3 separate regions of the Homo sapiens genome follow, and all the other regions are linked to region 3. A link is a contact called in ENCODE Hi-C or POLR2A ChIA-PET data. All regions are on one chromosome and are shown on one strand. The core of a region is the stretch at or near the end of the contact, and the rest is flanking DNA. Distances in the headings are between cores, read along the strand shown.

Region 1 (2,700 bases), core at 109-2,608, 190 kb after region 3:
TGCATTCTGTACCTGTGTTGGCAGCTTGAGAAAAATCACAGGAAGTGGCCAGTTAAAACTAGAACTCACTGCTTGGTGCTCTTCTAATCTGTGACCCTCTCCCACGTCCATGGTACTTGCCCTTCGGGTTCTACGGCTGTCTGTACCAGCGCTTCCTAGATGTGCGTTCTTTTTTCCCTGATGACAGCTGGCTCACCTGGCACCTCAGCTCATCCTGTCACAGACTTCTGTTCTAATAATGGATATGGACATGTTTTTATGACTTTGTGAAAGGCAAATGTGTTATATAGTTTTTTTAAGCTAGCTGCTTTTGCAGGCATTGTTTTCTAACTATATAACTCTTGCAATTTCATATATCTCTTTACTAGCATGCTCTTTTGTCACCTGCTAATTGCCTTACTAGTAATGAATTCTGATGCATGCTCAATATCAATTTATCCAACTGATATTAAATTATTTTTTATAGTACATAATGTGCTTTTACAAAGCGGTTCACAGACTGAGCTAAAGGCAACTGTCTGAAGAGTAAAAAGAACAGCTTGAGACAAAAAGCAGCAGCCCTACCCAACACAGCTGAGCACTGAAGACACTAAGGCTATCCTGTACCATTGTAGCTGGCTGGTTTCCAGTAGCTGTCCCGTCTGCCCCATGGAAGGAAAGGAACTCTAATTGCCCAGTGAAGCTTACAAAAGGCTAGTCTTTTCAAGCTGCAGTTGAGAGGTACAGAAGGAACAAGTGACAGATGGAAAAGTGGGATAAGAGAGCACTGGAAACTAGCCCAGGAACAGCAGTAAGAGGAGGCAGTGACACTGAGCACGGGAACAAGGGAGATGGGATTGCTCTGCACCTGGGAGAGCAAACCAGCACCTAGAGCTCAATCTCAGACCCCCAAGTCCTGCCTTTTTTCAAAATCTAAACAAAATATAGGAAGTTAGCCCTGATACAGAAAAGGCCTGATAGCTGGCACAGCACTGTTTATATCAGGGAAAAACTGGAAGCAACCTAAATGGCCAAAAGAAGGAATATGCTTATGGAACCTGAGATATATTCAATGGACTAGTATGCAGTATTAATGTGGAAGCTTGATGCTATTTTCCAATAAGGAAAAATAGGTATAATTTAGTACTATCCAAAGACATGGGACACAAAGTTTTATGTATATTTATGATAATTCTGAAAAGCATAGAAATGAAAAAGGACCAAAGAAATGCAGCAGAGCCTTGATCCCTGCACTTCACAGAGACGTTCTGCCTGTCTGTGAGCAGGGACAGTGATACATGATTACAACTGCCTGAGTCACTTGGCCTAGGTGTGCTCCCCAGCCAGGGGACCAGCCCCTCACACAGCTCTGCTGTGCAGTCACTTCCAGGAATGAAGCAACAGATCATATTTCTTCTTGGAAAATGGCCAAAAGTGAGAGGGAACCTCTGCTGAAATCTGAAAAGCCATGCTGTGGTTTTCATGTGCACATCGAATGTCATTCTACTCTCAACAGGATCCATGTAAGAAGGGCAACCCCAAATACAAACATTTCTAAATTCTTAAATATAGGCCTGGGGAAGGTCTCTAGACATATTCCTCCACGAACATCACAGGTCTACAATAATACTTAAATAAAAATAACAATGGCGATAATAATAGTGATGCCTATTGTTTTTTTTCTCTGAAGTATTGGAAACATCATTAAGTGCACCCGTCTCTTGTGGATACACATGTCTGAGAGGAGTGCAGGAACAGGAAAGGGCTACTTGCACCTTAATACTACTATGTAGATTCCACATCATAAGACTGTGTTCAGCATATACTATGTAATACAGTATATACATGTGAATGTACTATAAAGATTTCAATTTTAAAAAGAACAGCAAACTGAAATTTAGGCTTTAGCATTTAAAGAGCTAACACCTGCAGTTTCCAGGCAGCCACTGACTCATTATAATTTGGGGCTGTTTTGATCACATCTGCATTTAATTTCTTCCTATGAGATACTAAGTCCTCATCTACTTTCCAATATGCCTGTAGGTGCAAATGAAATGTAGACACAGTGGGGTCTCAGGAAGAGTGAGAGGATACAAAATGTGTTCACAAGAATTGTGGTGGTGGCTGGGGTGGGGAGGTGGCCTTTTTCCTGAAGGTGATTGGGATGTGGGTATATAGTCAGATCCAGGAGCAGAAAACTATTACTGAGAGTAATATTTCTTCTTAGGAAATGTCCAACCATCACACCCCACTGTCTTTAGGTTTACTTCAAATGACCTTGAAATGAATCTGATGACAATGCAACTCTGACCCTAATCATGTTTGCGGAACTTTTTGTCATCCTTCAGAGCAAACAACTCAACACCTGATAAAAATCAATAGAAAAGTTCTACAAAGTCTTAATGGAATTTACTTTTTAGATGGAAAAACAAATGTACTAAAGACAAGTTCTACACTTCCGTAACTCAAACGTGTTTTTTTAAAATTTCATGAATTTTAAATAAAAGAGGTTTTTTAAAAAAGGCTAATCAGCTCCTTTGAAGGCTTAAGGCTGAAATCTGGTGAAGGTAAAAAAGACTTTCAGGGAACTGGCTGAGTTTCAATGTAGTTTAAGGTCCAATTACCAGCTTTGAGAGAAACTGAAATGGAAGGGAGATGCAGCTGAAGCCAAGCTGGGCCGTCACCAAGGGGCCCAGCCTGGCAGAGCCAAGAGCATGGGCT
Region 2 (2,700 bases), core at 11-2,510, 160 kb before region 3:
TGAGCACAGAGCTGGAACCCACCAGGGAGCTGAGAGTCCTTCAAGGGTGTTTCTGTCAAGCTTGGGTAGCTGGGCTCATAGCCCGTCTCCAACTGCATCAACACTGATGAAGTCTCTCTTCGGCTTTTTCTAAACACTATGCAGGGCAGCATCCTTCAGTCAACATATCTTTTATCAGAAATCAGGTTATAATCGATTGGATCTCTGCTTTCTTCAATTACAGTCCAGGCCTGTGGATATAAACTAGACACTGTGATTAGATTTGGGGCATTTACCAAGTCTTTAAAATAAATTTGTGAGCCATCTGTATATACTTACTCATTCATTGTGTTTTTAAAAGATAACTGTGAAAGTTTTCTCATTGTTAATACATTTTCACAATAGAAAACTTAGAAAATTCAGAAAAGCCAGGAATAAAAATGGCCTGTGATCCAAGCAGGTTGCTATACCACTGCTGAGACTGGGGCCTCTCTCTTCATCTTCCCTGTACAGGCAGTGCAGGGTGATTGTCAAAGCACCCATTTCAGAGTCCTGCAGATCTGGTCACCTCCCCACTCTGCCACTGACTAGATGGCCTTAGGCAAGGGCCTTTGTCATTCTTTTTTTTTTTCTTTTTTTTGAGACAGGGTCTTGCTCTGTTGCCCAGATTGGAGTGCAGTGGTGCGATCACAGCGCACTGCAGCCTCAACCTCCTGGGCTCAAGTGAACCTCCCACCTCAGCCTCCCAAGTAGCTGGGACCACAGGCACGTACCACCACACCCAGCCAATTTTTAAAATATTTTTGTAGAAATGAGGGTCTCGTCATCTTGCCCAGGCTGGCCTGGAACTCCTGGGCTCAAGCAGATCCTCCTGCCTCAGCCTCCCAAAGTGCTGGGATTACAGGCGTGAGCCTGTAATCTGCAAATGGCAGTTTTTTAATTTCTAAAAAAATCTTAACATTTTTCATGATGTTTTGGTTTAAATCAACACAAATTTCCTTTTAAAGGTTCCTCTCATCTTTTAAGCCTTGTTTCCTAGTGGTCATATTTCTATTGTCCTTGCTTTAAGTTAGGAAGAACTCTCTCCCCCATGCAGCCTCCAGAGATACTCAGAGACTTTCAGTGACTTAACACCCAGCTGGGAGCCACCGCCCTGTCTGGAGTGTATTTGTATGTGGAGCCTACTGTTTTGAAAATCCCAAGTGAAAGGAAGCAGTTTCAAGGGTGGTTTGGGCTTGTTTGGCCCCATTGTTGGGAATGCTGTGGCTCTCGGGGCCACCTGTGTGTGTTGCGGGAGGGGTGGAGGGGAGCTCTGGGCATGGGAGAAGAGGAGTGAATGATCAGGAAGGAAGCAGGAAGCCTGAGCAGAGAGCGGAAGGACCTGCGCTCGCAGTTTACGGCCATGGAAGCTGCTGATTGTTCTTGAATTTAAAGTGGAGAATAAGGGACCACAAATTGCAGGGTTTGAGCATTCCATGTTTTTCTTAAATGAGCCTGTCTGCATTTTCAAAACGTGTGCTTTCAAAAGAGAGCTGTATTTTCTGAATCCAGCTGTGAATGTGGAGACCAGCCGTCCTCCAAGGGCATGCGAGAACACACCGTTGAGATCCAGGCTGCTTCTGCTCGGAGAGTGGCTTGCTCGGCGGCTCCCCAGCCACTCTTTTTCTGGAAGGGTGAGAAGTTCTTGTTCATGGTGACTTAACCATGTCTTGCAATCAAGTCCTTTTGGATGGTTGCTCTCTCCCCTTCCTGCATCCAAGACCCACATACCTTCAGTGTAGAGAGACTGACCACCAGATCTGCCCTCTAAAGAGCGCTCCTGGAGGAAACTTGGTTGGGTGTCTTTGGCCCTTGATGTGATGGGAGGCACGCGGGGACTCAGTGGTCTGATGCTTCCCACAGGGACACCTTGTGTACAGGGCACTCGGCGGCTGCCCGTTCAGTCTGCACCTCTGTGACTGCCCGAGGGATGCAGCCAGAGGGTCTGTGGGTGCCAGCACCACCCCACTGCCAGGCCACTTCTGCGGCTACGTGTTCTCTGGGAGGGTGAGATCTCTGCAGCCAGGCGTTTTCACTGATTCACCAAATATCTGCCTGTCTGCTCTGAGTTTCTGGGCTGGGTGCTGAGAGATCCAAAAGGGAAATGGTGTTTGCCTTCATGGAGCTTGTCCTGTGTCAGGAGAGAGAAGACCTGTGTGCACACCGATAATATAGAGAGTAGTAAATGTCCTAAGACAGGTGGAGACGCCGAGGGCAAAGGATGAACACTGGCTGAACCAATCACAGTCTGAAGAGTGGAGGGAATCAGGTACAGGGCGGGTGGTCGAGGAGCATTCACAGATGCAGTGGGGATGAGGGTGTCATGGGGGACAGTCGGGGCTGTGCAGGTTGGGAGTCAAGGGCGTAAGCCTGAAGAACAGTCAGACCAGATGGTGGAGTGCTGCCTACGGATCTTCCACCTCCCTCTAGAAAATGTTAAGTGTCGCTGTTTAAACAGCCACAGCTGAGGAAGAGGGGCCCGGGCTAGGAAGTCTGGTTTACTGTGCAGTGACTTACCTTATGTCCTCCGAGCTGATTTAGAGGATTTCTGGTAAATCAGGAAGTTTAGTCTGGTGCCTGAAGACAGTGGCATTGAGAGGCTGGGAGGTGTGTAGGCGTGTGTGTGCGTGTGCATATGTATGTGTGTGCGTCTAATCCTTGTTAAATCCGTCTGAACTTTTG
Region 3 (2,700 bases), core at 64-2,563:
ACTCCAAAAAACTGTCCTTAAACTTCCGGTCTCATAAATAATCCGCCACTTACTGTGGAGACTATATTTGGTGGTGCTTGCCTTTCCCTGCTTCAATATATTATGTTGTGAACATTGTTGATAATAATGTCTTTAACTGTAGAGCCTGCCACATTCATGACATTCCAAAAATATTCTGAGGATTTCTGGGCCGGAAGATGAGGCCATCTCACATTTAAAATAGGACTTTGCAAGTTATTTCTACTTTTGTGTTCAGAACTATCCAGGCAAAGACCCTGGATAACAGCTGAAATGCTGGTTTTTGTTTTTGTTTTTTTATTTTACGAGTGGACACAATTCTCACCTGAGTCCTGTTAGTCTTGTTAAAATCAGTCAGATGGAGAGAGGGGCTTGGGGGAAGTGGGGGCTCGCTATAATTTTAATTTTGTGGTCTGTCTGGGACACACCTCAAAATTACAAACCCTGGCCCCCTACCTGTTGGGATGTCGCCTCTGAGTCTGAAAACTTTCTGCTCCTCTTTGGTTTGTTTGCAAACGTCGAACTGCCAAGAGTTCTGAGCTCCTTGGGTTGGGGAAAGGCACCTGGGCCACCGGGTACTTCATGCACCCACCTGGCCCCGAGGGGCGGCGGGAGCTGACTTTCCTTGAGCACCAGATGCCCCGAACCGGTCCAGCCTTCCAGGTCGCCCTCCAGCCTCCGGGCTGCCCTGCGCCCCCGGCTATCTGCAGCTCACCGCGCCAGGCCCCGGGCCCAGCGTCCTGGACGGGCCCAGAGAAAGCAGAGAAGGTGTGGCTCGTCCCAGAAAGGGACAGAAGGAAAGGAGTAAAAACAGAAGCCAGGCAGCCAGCGGCTTGGCCTGAAATGCTGGGGCTTTCTTAGGCTCACTGGAGGTTGAAAAAAGTTTCCTTTGTCAAGCAGTGGCCACGTGGCGCTATGGCGGTCACTACCGGGAATTAACCACGGCCACCCTCTCAGAGCGCCGGGCGCGGACTCAGGGACACGCCGGCTACCACCTGAGCCGGGTAAGGGGAGCCCGAAACCTGCGGGCACCGCGGTAATCCACTATGGAGGCGTAAAGGGGGACTCGTGGGGTCCGCGAGGGGGTGGCGGGGGGGGGCCCGGAGGGAGGAGCTCCCGGGGAGGGGGCCACGGAGGGCCGGGGTCCCGGGGCTTGGGGAGCTGGGTTGGCTTGGAGACCCGGGTACGCGGCGGTGCAGGGCGGGGTTCCCGGAGGGGGCGGGGCTCCGGGTGGCGCGGGGCGGGGCGAGGGCGGGCACAGCGAGGGGCGGGGCGCGGGCCGGGAGCGGCGGGCAGGCCGGGCATGGCGTCCATGGCGGCGGCGATCGCGGCTTCGCGCTCGGCGGTCATGAGCGGGAACCGGCCTCTGGACGACCGGGAGCGAAAGCGCTTCACTTACTTCTCGTCGCTGAGCCCCATGGCCAGGAAGATCATGCAGGACAAGGAGAAGATCCGCGAGAAGTACGGGCCCGAGTGGGCGCGGCTGCCGCCCGCGCAGCAGGACGAGATCATCGACCGGTGCCTGGTGGGGCCGCGCGCCCCGGCGCCCCGAGACCCCGGGGACTCGGAGGAGCTCACGCGCTTCCCCGGCTTGCGCGGGCCCACGGGCCAGAAGGTGGTGCGCTTCGGGGACGAGGTAGGTGCGGGCCTGGCCGCGGACCCTCTTCCCCTCCCGGCGCCCCGAGGCGCCCCGGCCCGGTGGGCACCTGCCGGCGTGAGGCCGCCCCAGCTGGTAGGGGCTGGAAAAGAAAAGGCAGGAATGGCAGTGGGTGGGAGGGGAGCCCCAGAGCCGAAGTTCGGGGGGTGGGGGCTCCGCTGGGGGAGTTGGTTAAGAGATCGCCGAGAGGTGGGTCGTTAAAGAACCTCCATCTAGACCTGATCCGCCGGCTCGCACGGACTCCAGAGACTTCTCCCGGAGCTGTCGTAAGCGAGGCTGACCAAAGTGGAAACAACAAGCAATTTTAAACCAGACAAGCCTGGGTTTTAATCCAGCTCTGCTACTTACTACCTGTATGGCGGTGGGTCAATTAACTTCTTAGAGCCTCAGTTTCCACTGTGTAAAACGGGGGTAATAACGCCACCCCGTGCCTGCCCGTGAAGGGACTGAGCAAATGATATATACTAACATGAATACTTGTGATGAGATGTATGGGGAAAGTAAAATTGCCAAGCCAGGTAACAAGGAAGAAAAGGTGTCTTCCAAGATAAGGAGGGAAACCCATCCATCACCCTAAGATGTTTTCCAAGTGAGCACAATGCCCAGCGTATGTTTTAAGGGTGAGCATGGTGGCCCTGTTTTCCACCAAAAAACTAAGGGACGATAAGTTTAAATGAGCTCCAGTAAGTCTTGGCCACATAACAGGGCATGTTTAGGTCTCAGATCTAGACACTGTCCAGACTGCTAGAGGGACAGTCATTTGTGAAGGTAGAAACGCTGAATCTGTTCCAGAAAAAGCTCAGGGATGACCCACACTTAGTCACAAACGCCTGAATCTTCTGTAGGGTTCAGAAACTTGGTCTTCTTTTTCTTAGAAATGTGTTTAACCGAAGCCTGTTTGGTGCCATTAGAATTTGCACTGTGACTCTTTGGCGTTTCAAACTCAACTTTTGCCGTGAGGAGCAAAGTCAAGCTGAGCAAAGAGTGTAGGAATGAAATCGCTCGCTGTTAAGGCTGTTTCTTGG

What was found. Hi-C counts contacts between places; a loop is a spot of excess contacts on that map. ChIA-PET counts read pairs that join two places held with the same protein, here RNA polymerase II (POLR2A). Pooled maps may share reads with other maps.
Region 1: a loop to region 3 is called in a map of posterior cingulate gyrus, with 2.6 times the contacts of the local background. The contact joins the enhancer-like site here to the promoter of C1orf198 in region 3. A Hi-C loop is called at or near these places in 2 of 168 maps with a recorded cell type or tissue (PC-9 and posterior cingulate gyrus).
Region 2: a map of endothelial cell of umbilical vein shows a loop between it and region 3 (4-fold over the local background). The contact joins the enhancer-like site here to the promoter of C1orf198 in region 3. A Hi-C loop is called at or near these places in 2 of 168 maps with a recorded cell type or tissue (chondrocyte and endothelial cell of umbilical vein), 1 of 37 single-sample maps with no recorded cell type and 2 of 50 pooled maps. POLR2A ChIA-PET finds 5 or more read pairs at or near these places in 3 of 52 experiments (Caco-2, H1 and OCI-LY7).

Annotation. Positions count from the first base shown.
Region 1 is chr1:230,680,454-230,683,153 of GRCh38, reverse strand. The region is part of intron 10 of COG2 (component of oligomeric golgi complex 2); the gene reads right to left. Among named protein-coding and RNA genes, the nearest start is that of AGT, 32 kb to the left of the region's middle. Within about 2 kb of position 1,358, at least 8 of the 41 ENCODE cell types and tissues checked have a DNase peak (open chromatin) inside an H3K27ac peak, as active enhancers do.
Region 2 is chr1:231,027,411-231,030,110 of GRCh38, reverse strand. All of the region lies in intron 1 of FAM89A (family with sequence similarity 89 member A), which reads left to right. Among named protein-coding and RNA genes, the nearest start is that of MIR1182, 8.8 kb to the right of the region's middle. Within about 2 kb of position 1,260, at least 3 of the 41 ENCODE cell types and tissues checked have a DNase peak (open chromatin) inside an H3K27ac peak, as active enhancers do; they include endothelial cell of umbilical vein, where a contact is called at or near this core.
Region 3 is chr1:230,867,134-230,869,833 of GRCh38, reverse strand. C1orf198 (chromosome 1 open reading frame 198) reads left to right here and starts at 1,313. Exons shown (of 4, transcript NM_032800.3): 1 at 1,313-1,654. The coding sequence starts at 1,322. RefSeq lists an enhancer at 750-1,341 and a silencer at 1,165-1,384.